Regions from separate parts of the Homo sapiens genome. Here region 2 is linked to region 1. A link is a contact called in ENCODE Hi-C or POLR2A ChIA-PET data. All regions are on one chromosome and are shown on one strand. The core of a region is the stretch at or near the end of the contact, and the rest is flanking DNA. Distances in the headings are between cores, read along the strand shown. Region 1 overlaps MYO5A (myosin VA). Region 2 overlaps MYO5A (myosin VA).

What was found. Hi-C counts contacts between places; a loop is a spot of excess contacts on that map. ChIA-PET counts read pairs that join two places held with the same protein, here RNA polymerase II (POLR2A). Pooled maps may share reads with other maps.
Region 2: a loop to region 1 is called in a pooled map, with 2.9 times the contacts of the local background. The contact joins two enhancer-like sites. A Hi-C loop is called at or near these places in 3 of 50 pooled maps. POLR2A ChIA-PET finds 5 or more read pairs at or near these places in 8 of 52 experiments (GM12878, H1, OCI-LY7 and 5 more).

The regions. Positions count from the first base shown.
Region 1 is chr15:52,503,946-52,506,901 of GRCh38, forward strand. All of the region lies in intron 1 of MYO5A (myosin VA), which reads right to left. It also overlaps the pseudogene EEF1B2P1. Among named protein-coding and RNA genes, the nearest start is that of MYO5A, 23 kb to the right of the region's middle. Within about 2 kb of position 1,391, at least 4 of the 41 ENCODE cell types and tissues checked have a DNase peak (open chromatin) inside an H3K27ac peak, as active enhancers do.
Region 2 is chr15:52,330,117-52,333,072 of GRCh38, forward strand. It overlaps MYO5A (myosin VA), which reads right to left. Exons shown (of 42, transcript NM_001382347.1): 35 at 237-383. Among named protein-coding and RNA genes, the nearest start is that of MYO5C, 36 kb to the left of the region's middle. RefSeq lists an enhancer at 1,632-1,761. Within about 2 kb of position 1,500, at least 4 of the 41 ENCODE cell types and tissues checked have a DNase peak (open chromatin) inside an H3K27ac peak, as active enhancers do.

The DNA of each region.
Region 1 (2,956 bases), core at 141-2,640:
ATAAGTGTTCAGAAACCAGGCGGAAGTGAAACCCTAAGTTGAAGGAGCTTTTAACGCTTGCATGAAAATTTTCTAGACCTTCAAAGGCTGTTGCTGCTGTTTCTCCTTCTTTTTTTTTTTTTTTTTTTGCCTTTTTAAATATCTTGTTCTCTTCTTTCCCCCACTGAAATTCAAGAATTTGCAGATACCATAAACTTGGGATATCCTAGAAACAACCATGGTTAGAAAACTGATATGTTTCTACACACTCATCCTTTAATTGATGTCCTCCACCCACTCACTCTTACTCATACCCAGCTAGCTTCTCCCATATTATTGAAACTTCAATCCTTGCCTCTGTCATGTTCAGGTTTCTAAGCCTGGGGAAGATAACACTTTAAAATGCCGTAAGTACAGTGGGAAAGGACTGAGGAGGTAGCCAGAAAACCTAGAAATTATGACTAGGACTGGATTCTTTGGCATTAATACCCATGTTTTGCAATGTCCAAAGCATGACTAGAATTGATCTTTCACCCCCGAATGCTGTCATATTCCCATATTACCTGTATTTCTGTGCCTAAATAACACCATATAGACAAATTCTCCAATTTTATATTAACTTTATTCACATTGAAGCTGCCACATCTTACATTAGGAATGCTTTCAGCTACAAGGAACAGAAAAGTCTGACAGAACGCTGGGCGAGGTGGCTCACGTCGGTAATCCCAGCATTTTGGGAGACCAAGGCGGGTGGATCGCGAGGTCAGGAGTTCAAGACCAGATGGTGAAACCCTGTCTCTACTAAAAATACAAAAATTAGCCGGGCATGGTGGCGGGCACCTGTAATCCCAGCTACTCAGGAGGTTGAGGCAGAGAATTGCTTGGACCCAGCAGGCAGAGGTTGCAGGGAGCTGAGATCGCACCACTGCACTCCAGCCCGGGCGACACAGCGAGACTCCATCTCAAAAAAAAAAAAGAAAAAAGAAAAGTCTGACAGGTAGGTTAAACTCTTAGGAGTTTGTATCCTTAACAAGAAGTCCAGAGAAGGTTATCTCGGGGCTATTCTGGCAGCTCAATAATGTCGTTAAGAACTCAGACTCGGCAGTTCCCATTATCTTCGGGAGCTGTGGAGGTAGGAATTTAAGACAGGCCCATTTTATTAATTTATTTTCAAATGCAACAAAAGGTCCAAGGACAATCTGTGGGCCACTTAATTCAGGGCCCTCAATTCGTACATGGAGAACTCTCAGATACAGCCAAAGCCATGGGTTTTGGAGACCTGAAAAGCCCCGCCGGCCTCCAGGTGCTCAATGATTACCTGACAGACAAGAGCTACATCAAGGGGTATGTGCCATCACAAGCAGATGTGGCAGTATTTGAAGCAGTGCCCCGCCCACTGCCTGCCGACTTGTGTCATGCTCTATGTTGGTATAATCACATCAAGTCTTACGAAAAGGAAAAGGCCAGCCTGCCAGGAGTGAAGAAAGCTTTGGGCAAGTATGGTCCTGCAGATGTGGAAGACACTACAGGAAGTGGAGCTACAGATAGTAAAGATGATGATGACATTGATCTCTCTGGATCTGATGATGAGGAAGAAAGTGAAGAAGCAAAGAGGCTAAGGGAAGAACGTCTTGCACAATATGAATCAAAGAAAGCCAAAAAACCTGCACTTGTTTCCAAGTCTTCCATCTTATTAGATGTGAAATCTTGGGATGATGAGACAGATATGGCGAAATTAGAGGGCGTCAGAAGCATTCAAGCAGACGTCTTAGTCTGGGACTCATCTAAACTAGTTCCAGTGGGATACAGAATTAAGAAACTTCAAATACAGTGTGTAGTTGAGGATGATAAAGTTGGAACAGATATGCTGGAGGAGCAGATCACTGCGTTTGAGGACTATGTGCAGCCCATGGATGTGGCTGCTTTCAACAAGATCTAAAATCCATCCTGGATCATGGCATTTAAATAAAAGCTTGAAAGATTAAAAAAAAAATTTTTCAGACTCTTGGCTGGGCGCAGTGGCTCATACCTGTAATCCCATCACTTTGGGAGGCTGAGGAGGGCAGATATCTTGAGGTCAGGAGTTCGAGACCAGCCTGGCCAATATGGCAAAACCCTCTCTCTACTAAAAAAATATGAAAATTAGGCCGGGCGCTGTGGCTCATGCCTGTAATCCCAGCACTTTAGGAGGCCGAGGCAGGCAGATCACGAGGTCAGGAGATCGAGACCATCTTGGCTAACGCAGTGAAACCCCGTCTCTACTAAAAATACAAAAAATTAGCCGGGCATGGTGGCAGGCACCTGTAGTCCCACCTACTTGGGAGGCTGAGGCAGGAGAATGACGTGAACCCGGGAGGCTGAGCTTGCAGTAAGCCAAGACTGCGCCGCTGCACTCCAGCCTGGGTGACAGAGCGAGACTCTGTCTCAAAAAAATAATAATAATAAAATGAAAATTAGCTGGGCGTGGTGGCACACACCTGTAATCCCAGCTACTCAGGTGGCTGAGGCGTGGGAATCACTTGAACCTGGGAAGTGGAGGTTACAGTTAGCCGAGATCGCGCCATTGTACTCCAGCCTGGGCAACAGAGTGAGACCCTTTCTCAAAAAAAAAAAAAAAAAATTCAGTCCCTTGGCCAGATGCAGTGGCTCATGCTTGTAATCCAGCAATTTGGGAGGACAAGGAGGGCGGATCTCTTGAGGTCAGGAGTTCAACACCAGCCTGGCCAACATGGTGAAACCCTGACTCTACTAAAAATACAAAATTAGCCGGCGTGGTTGCCTGCACCTGTAATCCCAGATACACAGGTGGCTGAGGTGTGACAATCACTTGAACCCGAGAGGGGGAGGTGGCAGTGAGCCGAGATTGTGCCACTGCACTCCAGCCTGGGCTATAGAATGAAACGCTGTCTCAAAATAAAAAAAAGAATTCAGATTCTGTCTTTCTGCTCTACCTTCTTAGCTTGTTAACTTTTCATTC
Region 2 (2,956 bases), core at 250-2,749, 170 kb before region 1:
AGGGCTGAGAAGACCTGATCTTGAGCAATCCTTGTAGGTGGGTCTGAGGCATGTGTCCCTGCAGTTGGACTGAAAGTGCTTGGTGTGGTCAGAACACTACTGCAGCACTAGAATACATGGTATCTGATGATGACTAATGAAACCTACGCTGAATATCTCAAAAATTAGTGACTAGTTTTTCCCACCATTAACCCATGTGCCAGAAGGAACTTTTATCCAATGCAGAAAATACTTGCCCAGAATCAGGTTCTTAACAAGTTTTTGCTCATCCTCCTTCTTGTATTCCAGCATCCCTTGGAAATCCTTTTCTTTCCTGGGAATGTTGACTGGTCGGATGGGTTCATCAATGATCTGTCCTGGGGATATGTTCTCCATCTGGCCCACTTTATGAGAAGTAAGAAAGGAGGAGAAAATGTTTTCCATATAAAAAACATGAGAGGTCTCCAAGTTCCTATAATTTTGAATGCATTCTACAACAACCGAAACTTGCCATATTTGCCACTTAATTGCCTTCTCTTAAAATAATTTTTTTCTGTTAAAATTGGGTGAACAGATGGCAAAATTATATGGTCATCTTACTCTGAAAGCCACTCCTGCCTAACTGTAAATTAACATCAAATAACCTTACATGACTCAAAACTTTTTTTTATGTAATAAGGCTTACTTTTTAATAAGATTAAATGTCCAAAAAGTAAGTGGTTTAACAGATTTGTTAATTAATTGATACTAATCAGAAATGGTTAAACATATTTTGACTTTAATTCACAGGAGGAACAATCAATATCCTACAAAGGGGCAGAAGGAGCAGAAACAATTCCCCCTTGCTCTTGGCTCAATGACTTTAGCCATTAAAAGCAAAAGAACATTTACTTTAAATGTATCATTACAATCAATTCAAAACACATACAGATAGCTGGTAGAAGAGTGTTTCTTCATACCACTTGGTCCAAAATGTATTATTTTTCACAAAGGCCTCATATGGCAAAGACCTAATTTTCTCCTGCCATCCTCATTCCCAGAGAAATCATGAACAGATAAACTATCTCTATGTAGTATGATTTCCTAAATGTTATTATTTTTTATTTCTTTTTAATATAATGTTAAAAATTCTACTTATAAAGTTGCAATCAATGAAGTACAACCACTGGTTTACAATGCTTTCAGATGTTAAAAATAGTCACTATTGTCAAGGGCAGCAGCTAGAGAATTATGCTAAAGGTTAAAAAAAAAAGTCTCCAATTTCATCTCAAAATTGAGACTTGAGTGGGAAATCCAACAAAAAGTAAAGGGACATATGAGTTACCACAGCCACTGTGGAGATACACGCTAGTAACCAGGTTTTTTATCCTTTTATCTACAGGGAGGGAGAGTGGTTAAGAGATTTGTTTAAGGGCAGATTAAGTTTGAGTTCTGAGATTGCTGTCAAACAAAATGCAGATCAGATGCAAAAACATTAGAAAGCTTAATATTGCTGACTCCACGAGGTGTCAGTAGTGCTTCTTGTGTCACTCTGGGTAATTTCCTGGGTTAGTTCTGAGAAGCCAGTCCCACAGGAAGAGGTTATCACAGAGAACATCAGTACCTGCCAGTGCTCTTGCTTATGTGGCATGGAGCCTGGTGACACACCGTCCACCTCATGCTGCAGCAGCACACACTGGGACTATCAGCGCTGAAAATCTGGTTTAGGTGAAGTCACCACCATCCAGCAACACTATGATATCTAAAGAGTGGTCAGATTGTGATTGGACAGATCAGGGCTACGGCCATCTCCCATAATCTAGTTTTTCATATGCATGATCCAGTATGAAAGCCACGGGACTAACTCTAAAGTATATTCTTCCATGCAAGAGAAAAGGAGACTCAAACTGTTTGGTTTTACATAATTTCTGGTGTCAGTTTAAACACAACACCACAAGGACCTCTGAAGCAGCACACAGTGGCCTCTACAGATCATAAACCTGCAGCTGCATGTAAAAAACAAAATTATAAAACCCCTGCCATCTATGCCACTAGTAACTTTTAAGCCGCATGTACAATTCCAAAAGGGGAAACTGGGAGAAAACAAGTTCAACATACTAGGTTTATCAATAAATGCACATATTTGGACTCCATGTAACCCAAAGAGCATATTTTAAACCCACTGATTTATCAAATCTATGATGCTATCGGTTATGAAATACAGTATTTTATGTAACACTAAAAAAATTGCCAACTAAACTATAACCCATCAACAATTGTAAGATACACCCCAATTTCAGAGATGTTGAAATGGGAAACACTGCATCTCAGAATTTGTGAAATACAATGGATATTTTTACTAAGAAAGTTTATGTTTTAAAAGGAAGCTTCACCTTCCTTTTGCAAAATCTCTAACCAGGATATTTTTGGTACTGTATAAAAATGTCAGATAGAATGTGCCATACTCTCACTAAAAACTTTCTCTCTGCCTCTGAATTCTCCCTAGGGACTTAAGTCTTTGCAAAGCTCACAAATGAAATTTAGATGTCAGTTCAACATAACCTTGATTGATTTTGCAATATTATCTACTAATTAAAATAAAATGTTGGCCGGGCACAGTGACTCACACCTATAATCAGAGCACTTTGGGAGGCCAAGGCAGGCAGATCACCTGAGTTCAGGAGTTCAAGACCACCCTGACCAACATGGAGAAACCCCATCTCTACTAAAAATACAAAAAATTAGCCGGGCATGGTGGTACATGCCTGTAATCCCAGCTACTTGGGAGGCTGAGGCAGGAGAATCGCTTGAACCTGGGAGGCAGAGGTTGCAGTGAGCCGAGATCACGCCACTGCACTGCAGCCTGAGTGATGAAAGCCAAACTCCATCTCAATAAATAAATAAATAAAGAGGCAACTAGCTAAGCCTTTTGCCCTTCCACCTTCTGCCATGTAAGAACACAGAGTTCGTCCCCTTCAGAGGATCCAGCAACAAGGCA